Regions from separate parts of the Mus musculus genome. Here region 2 is linked to region 1. The links are chromatin loops, found by intact Hi-C in ENCODE. Cell type or tissue: heart. All regions are shown on one strand. Links, peaks and the distances in the headings refer to the core of each region. The heading gives the core; the rest is flanking DNA.

What was found. Hi-C counts contacts between places; a loop is a spot of excess contacts. Peaks named below come from ENCODE experiments on the same cell type or tissue, not always from the same donor. Only the 100,000 strongest peaks of a DNase experiment are listed, where the experiment ranks them.
Region 2: it touches region 1 in a loop (2.1-fold over the local background); 1 of 42 quality-filtered maps calls a loop at or near these places.

Annotation. Positions count from the first base shown.
Region 1 is chrX:8,191,266-8,195,655 of GRCm38, reverse strand. Ebp (phenylalkylamine Ca2+ antagonist (emopamil) binding protein) reads left to right here and starts at 2,144. Exons shown (of 5, transcript NM_007898.3): 1 at 2,144-2,855. Porcn (porcupine O-acyltransferase) reads left to right here. Exons shown (of 15, transcript NM_023638.4): 15 at 1,379-1,810. The coding sequence ends at 1,480. In heart, for the core only: no CTCF peak of the experiment used is centred there; a DNase peak (open chromatin) is centred at 2,705; H3K4me3 peaks cover 1,947 bases; H3K27ac peaks cover 1,526 bases.
Region 2 is chrX:8,130,231-8,134,620 of GRCm38, reverse strand. Wdr13 (WD repeat domain 13) reads left to right here and starts at 1,763. Exons shown (of 9, transcript NM_026137.5): 1 at 1,763-2,334; 2 at 2,996-3,236; 3 at 4,256-4,365. The coding sequence starts at 2,294. In heart, for the core only: no CTCF peak of the experiment used is centred there; DNase peaks (open chromatin) are centred at 2,110 and 2,450; H3K4me3 peaks cover 1,754 bases; H3K27ac peaks cover 1,781 bases.

The DNA.
Region 1 (4,390 bases), core at 298-4,297:
AAAGTAAGTAGGTAAAGCTCTGGGTGTTTTTTTTTGTTTTGTTTTGTTTTGTTTTGTTGTTATTATCATTTCAGTCCAGGCTGACTTGAAACTTGTTTGTCAAATCTCAGTCTCCCTAGTGTGAAGATTACTTGTGTCTCTGGGCAGTGGTGGCACACGCCTTTAATCCCAGGACACAGGAGGCAGAGGCAGGCGGATCTCTGAGTTCAAGGCCAGCCTGGTCTACAGATGAAGTTACTGGACAGCCAAGGCCACACCGAGAAACGCTGTCTTGAGAAAAAGAAAGATTACGAGAGTCAGCCGTCAAGCCCACTTTGGTTTCTTTTTAGAGAAAACGTTGCTCTTTGTTTCAGCCTCCCAAATCGACATTATAGGCGCACACCACCATGTCAGGCTTTACCACTTCTTAAAACATTTTAGTTCTGGCTGTGGTAGTACATGATTTTACTCCCAGCACTCAGGAGGCAGAGGCAGGTGGATTTCTGTGAGTTTGAGGCCAGCCTGGTCTACATAGTAAGCTTCAGGCCAACCAGGGCTACACACACACACACACACACACACACACACACACACACACACACACAAACCCTGCCTTGAAAAAAAAGACTTTAAGGCTGGGAGTATAGCTCAGTGGTAGAGCCTTTGTCTGCCTGCCATGCTTGGAATGTGATCTTTAGCACCCCTAAAACAAACCAAAAAAGTAAGTATTGTAGAGACTCACTGCAAAATGTGCACACATTCAATTTTATTCTATTAACCCACTTCCTCAAAGCATATCAAAAACATACACTCTATATTTTAATTTCTTTCCCCTTGAGACAGGGTTTCTCTGTGTAGCCCTGGCTGTCCTAGAACTCACTCTGTAGACCAAGCTGGCCTCGAACTCAGAAATCGGCCTGCCTCCCAAGTGCTAAGTGCTGGGACTAAAGGTGTGCATCACCACGTCTGGCTTCCCCCAATTTTTTAAGTACACAGTCTTCCTTTTTTTTTTTTTTCATTGCAAGAATTTGTCAGGGTTTACTTTGTCCTGTATTGGTAGACACTCAGATTTCTAGTGGTCTCATATACAAACGACCTCAGGGATCAGCATGACCCACCACATCCAACATATTTTTAAAATAACTCTTTTTGGTGTGCTGGAAATCAAAACCTGGGGCCTCCCCATGTAGACCCTCCCATCAAGCTGTATACTCAGCCCCTTAAAATGATCTTTAAAGAAGAAGAAACCAAACTGTATCTGGTCACCCTTGATAAGCACCTAGACCCTTCTTTTACTCAGGAATATGAAATACCAAAGATCCCTGGGCAAGAGATGGGTTTTCCGGAGACTCACTGTCCTTGTTGAATTTCAAAATCATGACTTGTTTCTCTCCCACAGGGCTACGGCATGGCATACACTGTCCACAAGTGGTCAGAGCTCAGCTGGGCCAGTCACTGGGTCACTTTTGGATGCTGGATCTTCTACCGTCTCATAGGCTGAGGCATATGACCATCATAATCCCCTTCAATACCCCTCCTTAGGGTGCCAACTCTGATGGGGGATGAGAAAAGACCCTTTCTCTACTCCTTTTCCCTTATCCATTCTTGACCCCCAACACCCCTCCACACAACATAGGAACACACACAACTTTCTATGCCTGTCAATCCTCACCCCGCCACCAGGCAGGAAGGGGGTGGTCCTTATTGGGCCAAGGAACGATGGATACTTGGGAAAGCAGACAGGAGCAGATCCAGGGCCTCTGCGCCTGCCGTCTCCCTTTTTTATATGCAGTTTGTTATTGTCGAATAAAAGTAGAACTTACACAACAGGCTCGGTTTTTTGGTTTTTTGTTTTTTTTTTTTTTTTTCACTGATCAGAGGGGAAAAAGGGAAAGCAAAGAAATTCCACCACACATAAAGGTTTGGAAACTGAAAATCGTGGAGAGGGAAAATAAAATTGTGATCTATTCGCGATGAATTCAACATGGTCTGTGATTGGCTAATGAGTCTATGATGGCGGGGTCCTGGTCCTGCTTGCGTAGAGCAGGGACAGATTTTGTGGGGGAGGCTTAGTAATACTTCATGGAAAACTGGGGGATCCCTGTACTGATTGGTTCGTCAGATTCGAACGGGGCGGGGTAGGGCAAGACAGAAGAAGGGTTGATGCCTACTGGTCCGTAGGTAATAATTAAAATGACAGTTTGAGATGATCAATATTCTGACTAAATGCTGACGAGGTCTGTTTGCCAACTTGTTTACCGTCATGCCTTCTGTTTGGCTTTTAAGAACTGGCACTGTTGAGAGTCTACACCAACTGCTCAGCAGGAGTGAGGGTTTGAAGGTGACCGATGCTGTTAGGACTGGAGAGTTCTGAGCTCTGGTGGGCGCTAGGTTTGTTTGTACTGAATGTAATCCACCTGTCGTATTCTCTGCATTTGGGCTAAGAATGGGTCCGGGAACTGATTGGTTGCCTAGAAAACTTAGAAGACCACGCAACTCCGGTCACTAGCAAATGTTGAGGGTTTCAAATTTCAGCCTCATCTTGTGCGATTGATAAGAGGGCAGGGAAATTGAAGCTCAGAATAGCATAGATTTGCTATCGGGAGAAAGCGCCCACAGACCTTGGAGGTCTCCACCCTACTCCTGACTTGGTCTCAGCCAACAGGGAAGATGACACCATAGGCGAGGACAGGGCCTGCGACATTCGGAGGACTCCTATTGGCAGAAGCCACCTTCTCCACTTCACTATTGGTCCGCTCCATCGGGCGGGGAAGCGCTAGAGCTGAGCGGAACTGGGGCTATTAGGGAGCCTGCAGGTCTTCCTGGAAAGTCGCAAGCCTGTGTTAGGAAGTCGCCCTGCGATCGCGCCGCCTGGGGTGAGTGCCAGCCAGCTTGTCCGAGCCCCTCCACGTGCCCAGACCCTCCACGACAGCGGTTTGCCTGCGAGTCCTGCCCTACCCTGCGCTTGCGCGGGACCCGGGCCCTAAATCGGTTGTCCAGACGACGGAAGACTCGCCCTCTCGTTGGGCAGCTACAGTGGAGGGTTCTGGTTGTGATTGGTGGTCTCTGGGCTTTGTTTTCCTTTCTCTTGGTTAGCGCCGCCCGTGAGACCCCTGCTTTTGCTACTTCTAGCTTGTTGCAGGGTGGCACACTAATTGCCTGGACTCTTGCTTTTGAAACGTGGTGCTTGGGGCCGCAGCTCTGATTCCTCATCTCTGCAGCCCCCTGCGGGTGGGAGTAGCGTCCAGTTAAATCTCAGCCACTGGACCCTGCAGTGCACCCCGACTACATTCCTGTGTCTTTCCAACAAACTGAGCCCCAAAGTGCTAGGACCTGGCTTGTTGACAGTGACTCGCCCACCAGACTGTGATCATACTCTGTGACTAGCAACCAGAAGTACAACTCGATGATGCTGGCAGTACAATCTGATGATTCCTCTTTAGAGCCTCAGGAGCCTCTGCCTAGGTGTACCAGCGGCCTTGAAACCCGCTGTGTCAGAAAAAAACGATAGGGGGTATCACAATGAAGCAAAGTTAGAGAGTTTCTGCTGCACTTGACAAAGGAAAGGAATGCACCTAGGCACCCAGCAGAAGCTCTTTATCTGACTTGGAGGTCTTGGAAGCTACTTAATGTCTAAGTTTGTTTGAATGTAGTATCTTGCTATTTAGTTCTGGCTACCCTGAACTTTCTGCCTCCCAAGTGCTGGGATTAAAGACCTGCGCCACCATGCCCAGCTTCCCCGAACTTTCTAGGTAGACCAGGCTAGCTATGGCAATGCTTCAGCTTCGCCCCGCAGAATGTTGGGATTTCAGGTATGTGCTACCATGCAGTGTTATATAACTGAGTGGAAATATTAAGGAAAGTGTGAGCCGGGAGGTGGTGGCGCACGCCTTTAATCCCAGCACTTGGGAGGCAGAGGCAGGTGGATTTCTGAGTTCGAGGCCAGCCTGGTCTACAAAGTGAGCTCCAGGACAGTCAGAGCTATAAAGAGAAACCCTGTCTTGAAAAAACCAAAAACAAAAGAAAAGAAAAAAAAAAAGGAAAGTGTGTGGTTGGGGACTTTTTTTTTTTTTAATGCACTGTGCTTAAGCAGTAGATTTCAGTACTTACTTGCCGGTGAAGATGGTAGAGAAAACTTGTTGATCAAAGAAATCTTTATGCATGTTTGGCAAGGACTTTGGATTTGAGTCCATTACCCAGTTTTGACAGGTTTGTGCTGTTTGTTTCGCAGAAGGGTTTATAGTTCTTTTACAGGTGACCTTGTCAAATACGTCAACATCTCTGCCATTCCTACCGAGAGAGTGAGGAGGACCTTTTTCCTTCTCATGGCTACTCGATTTTCTACCTAGCTCTCCTGTCACAAGCCAGGCCCGCTTCTTGTTGCTATACTTGCCAGGGGCCTCAGCCAAGC
Region 2 (4,390 bases), core at 193-4,192, 61 kb after region 1:
GGTTAAGACGGGAGGATCACAAAGTCTAGGCCAGTCTGGAAAATTTAGCAAGAAAGTCTCAAAACAAAAAACTGGAGCCTGGTGACAAGTTTTTAATTCCAGCACTGGGGAGATAAAAACAGAAGGAAGGGTGAGAAATTCAAGGCCACTCTCAACTGCGTATCCAGCTGAAGGTCAGCCTGGCCTAATTAAGACTTTGTCTCAAACAAAAAACAATAAAGGACACTTGTGATGATCCAATACCTAGGCAGTAGAGACAGGAGGACCAGCTCAGTTATCCTCTGTAACATAATGAGTTGGAAGGCAGCCTGGGTTACATGACACGTCGTTTTTAAAACAAAAGGTACTGGCTGGCCTAGGATGTCTAAGGCCCTGGGTCCTATCCCCTGTACAATAAGAAATTAGATTAATGCATGCAAGCTACTTAAACAGTGTCCAGCACTCTATCCGATGAATACTTAGGGTCTTGTTAAGGCTACATGTTTGTGCCAAGAAATAATTTATTCTTTTTAAGCTATATTGCAGGGGATATTTTAAAACACTGATAGGGTGACAGAGGAGATACCAATAGGATTCACTTACCTATTTTTTATTCCTCACTTCAGGCAACCTAAAAAGACATTATTTAGTTGATGGTTAGTTTTTTGTCAGCTTGACACAAGTTATGGTCACTTGGAAAGAAGGACCCTTAACTGAGTCTCTATCAGACTGTCCTATGGGGATACCTGCAGGGGCATTTTCTTGCCTAATAACTGTTGTGGGCAGGTGAGTCTGGGTTGAAGAAGCAGGCTACAGCAAGCCTTGAGAAGCAAGCCGATAAGCAGTGTTCCTCCATGATCTCTGCTTCAGTTCCTGGCTTGATTTTCAGCCCTGAGCTATCTCCATCCTGCTTGCTTGCTTTTTTTTCTTTTCTTTTTTTGACACAGGGTTTCTCTGTATAGCCCTGGCTGTCCTGGAACTCACTTTGTAGACCAGGCTGGCCTTGAACTCAGAAATCCGCCTGCCTCTGCCTCCCAAGTGCTGGGATTAAAGGCGTGCGCCACCACGCCCGGCGCTTGCTTGCTATTTAAAGTATGTAGTCCAGGATGTAGTCCTGGATTTGACTACATAGGCCAGACTGCATTCGAACTCATGATCCTCCTGCCACTCTATCCCCTACATCACCCTCTTCTAGGATTACCATTATGCTAGACTAAACATCTTGAATTTCAACCTTGGAATTTCTGTTTTTGACACTGAGAGGAATACTCAAGATACAAATTCTAGCTTAAGGTGAATATAACAGACGATTGGGATACTTTCCTTTCCTTAGGTCACAGCCCCAAAGCTTGTTTTCCTAATTGCATATTTTTATTAAGATACTCAAGTTTCCTAGGGGTAACCATTCAAGTCCAGTTAGTCCCAGTGAAGATACACATGGATTCTTCCCATCGCATAGGTGTTTAGAGATTCATCACTGCGCTAGGAACTAGAGAATGTTCCAGGAGTCAGTCTCTGCATATATTTTATTTGCCTGGCCAAATGTGTGCTGCTAAGAAGCAGCCTAAACCACTTTCATGAGAAAGTCTTATTTCTGATTTTTAGCTAGTGGTTGGCACACGCATTCTTGTCCTTCTGATCACAGTACATTATCCCTGTGTATACAAAAGGTGTCAAGAGGGAAATGAATAGAACTCAAGGGGTGGAGCCTCGGTCCTTGTATGGGAAACTACAGTCCTTTAATGCGCCTGCGAGGCTCCCACGCCCCGGGAAAGGTTCCTATCGATTTGCTCTGTGCTCCGCAGCTCTTTCTCGTTGCAGGCAGCCATCTTGCCTGGAGCTTGAGACAGGGAGAAGAGAGAGAAGGAACCGGTGACACTGGGCTCAGGGTCGCCGGGGGGGGGGGGCGCCTCAAGAGCTAGGGGTAGCCCCGGAGGTGGTCCTGGATCCTGAGCTATGCTCTAGGACTAGAAAAGGGAAGGCGGAGGGCAGAAGGCTTGATGGGTGGGGAATGTCAAACAAGACTTGCTATGGGGGGGAGGGGCGTTGCTACGGCAACTGGAGAGGGCGGGGTCATGTCTGAACTGCTGCTGTGAGTCACCGGAGTGCTGCCCAGGAAAGGCAGGGCTGGGGTGATGACCACGCTAACGACCCAGTGGGATTTCGCGACATCACCTGTGTGGAGGGACTTCGTGTCTATGGCAACTGTCACCTGGTGGGCGGAACTAGATTTTCTCTGCCTGGGACGCTGACATTCCAAGCCCTTGCCCTGCAGGCTCCCGCAGGCAGACAAACCAAAGAAGGAAGCCAGGGAATGGCCGCGGTGTGGCAGCAAGTATTAGCAGTGGACGCGAGGTGAGGCGTGGGGTTGGAGCCCATGGGAGAGGAACTTACTGTGGTGCATGAGCAATGGCGATAAGTGCAGCTGGGCGGAGAAGTTGGCTGGTGCGGCTGCGTGAGCATGCGCAGTAGCTTGGTGTGGGATAGTCCTGCGGTTAAGTGGCCTGGGCTGGAGCCGGTTCTAAAGAGCATGCTGGGAAAATGCGGTTTGAAATGGACATGCGCAGACTGTCTTTGAGTGGGTAGTGGAAGTCAGGCTGGTGACTTCCTATCTAGTCCCTCATTGCTTATCCTCTTCCCCAACTTTTCTCGATATCACTACCCTACTATTATTACAATTGCTACCCCATACTAACCTCTACCGTTATCTGACCCTAACCTCCATTGTTGTACATTACCAATCTGACGTATGTCATCATGCTAGACTGATATTACAGCTGGCCCAGACTGACCCCAACAGAGCTGCAAATTGACTATATTGTCGCTAGAGTGATCTTTTCATCATAACCACTAATTATTGCATAATTGCCCCCCATCACAATCCCAAGAGAAATCCCCCTTTGCTGCTCTTGTTCACTCTTACCATCCCAGTCACTGCCAAACCTTGTACCACCTCGAGCTGATTTATTCCCTCTGTCCTGTGCCTGCTGCCTGCCCTGCCTCCTGGACCCCACAGGTACAACGCCTACCGTACACCAACGTTTCCACAGTTTCGGACCCAGTATATCCGCCGGCGCAGCCAGCTGCTTCGGGAGAATGCCAAAGCTGGTCACCCCCCAGCATTGCGTCGGCAGTACCTGAGGCTACGGGGCCAGCTATTGGGCCAACGGTACGGGCCACTCTCAGAACCAGGCAGTGCTCGTGCCTATAGCAACAGCATTGTCCGCAGCAGCCGAACAACCCTTGATCGAATGGAGGTGAGCTCCTAGCTGCACCACCCGCCATGTATCTCCCCTGCCTCTGTAGTCACCATAGTTTTTGGTCAAACATCAGTGATGTACAAAGTACTGTTCCAGGTCAGTAGAGGACTAAAAGGGAATAGAGAAGCCAAGTCAATGAACATTGATAAGCAGACAGTGAATTAGATAAACACAGAGCAGGTAAGACTGATGAGTTGATAATTTACCATGGTATAGTAAGCAATGCAAAGATAGTAACATACAACAGACTTAAAAAGCAAAAAGGAACACAAGTGTTTGGTGCATGGATATAGTTCAGTAACTAGCGTGATTGCCTAGTATGTATGAGACTGATGGTTCTATTCTCAACATGGCCAAGAAGAATGAAAAGTCACTGCTTTGAGCTAAAGGAGGGAGCTGTGCTTAATAGGGAAGACTTGTCTGGGGAGGGAACACCGAAACCTGACAGAAGTGAGAGACTGATTTGAGTGCTTCTCTGGGAAGAAAGTAGTCATCCCTTGTGAGGAAAGCATGTATGTACTAAGGATGTTTGGAACAGGAAAGGAAGGACAGAAACAAAGGCACTAGTGAAGAAACTGTTGAAACCACACAAGTGAGCAGTGACAGTGGTGGCTGGCGCCATGTGTGGTGACGAGAAGTCAGGCCCCAGATTTAAGCTCATCTCAGAGATTAATTTCTATTTATTTATTTATTTATTTATTATATGTAAGTACACTGTAGCTGTCCTCAGACACTCCAGAAGAGGGAGTCAGATCTCGTTACAGATGGTTGTGAGCCACCATGTGGTTGCTGGGATTTGAACTCCTGACCTTCGGAAAAGCAGTTGGGTGCTTTTACCCACTGAGCCATCTCACCAGCCCAATTTCTCTTCTTTTTGAGACAGGATCTCACCCAGACTGGCCTCAAATTCACTGTGTAGCCAAGGCAGGCCTTGAGCACGGTGACCTTCCTGCCTCAGTTTCCCAAAGTGCTGGAATTAGAGGTATGCACCATCCCCAACCCTCTTCTCTTTGCAGGACTTTGAAGATGACCCCAGAGCCCTGGGGGCTCGAGGACACCGCCGATCTGTCAGCCGAGGTTCCTACCAGCTGCAGGCACAAATGAACCGTGCAGTCTATGAGGACAGGTACATACCAGAGGCAGGCAGGGGG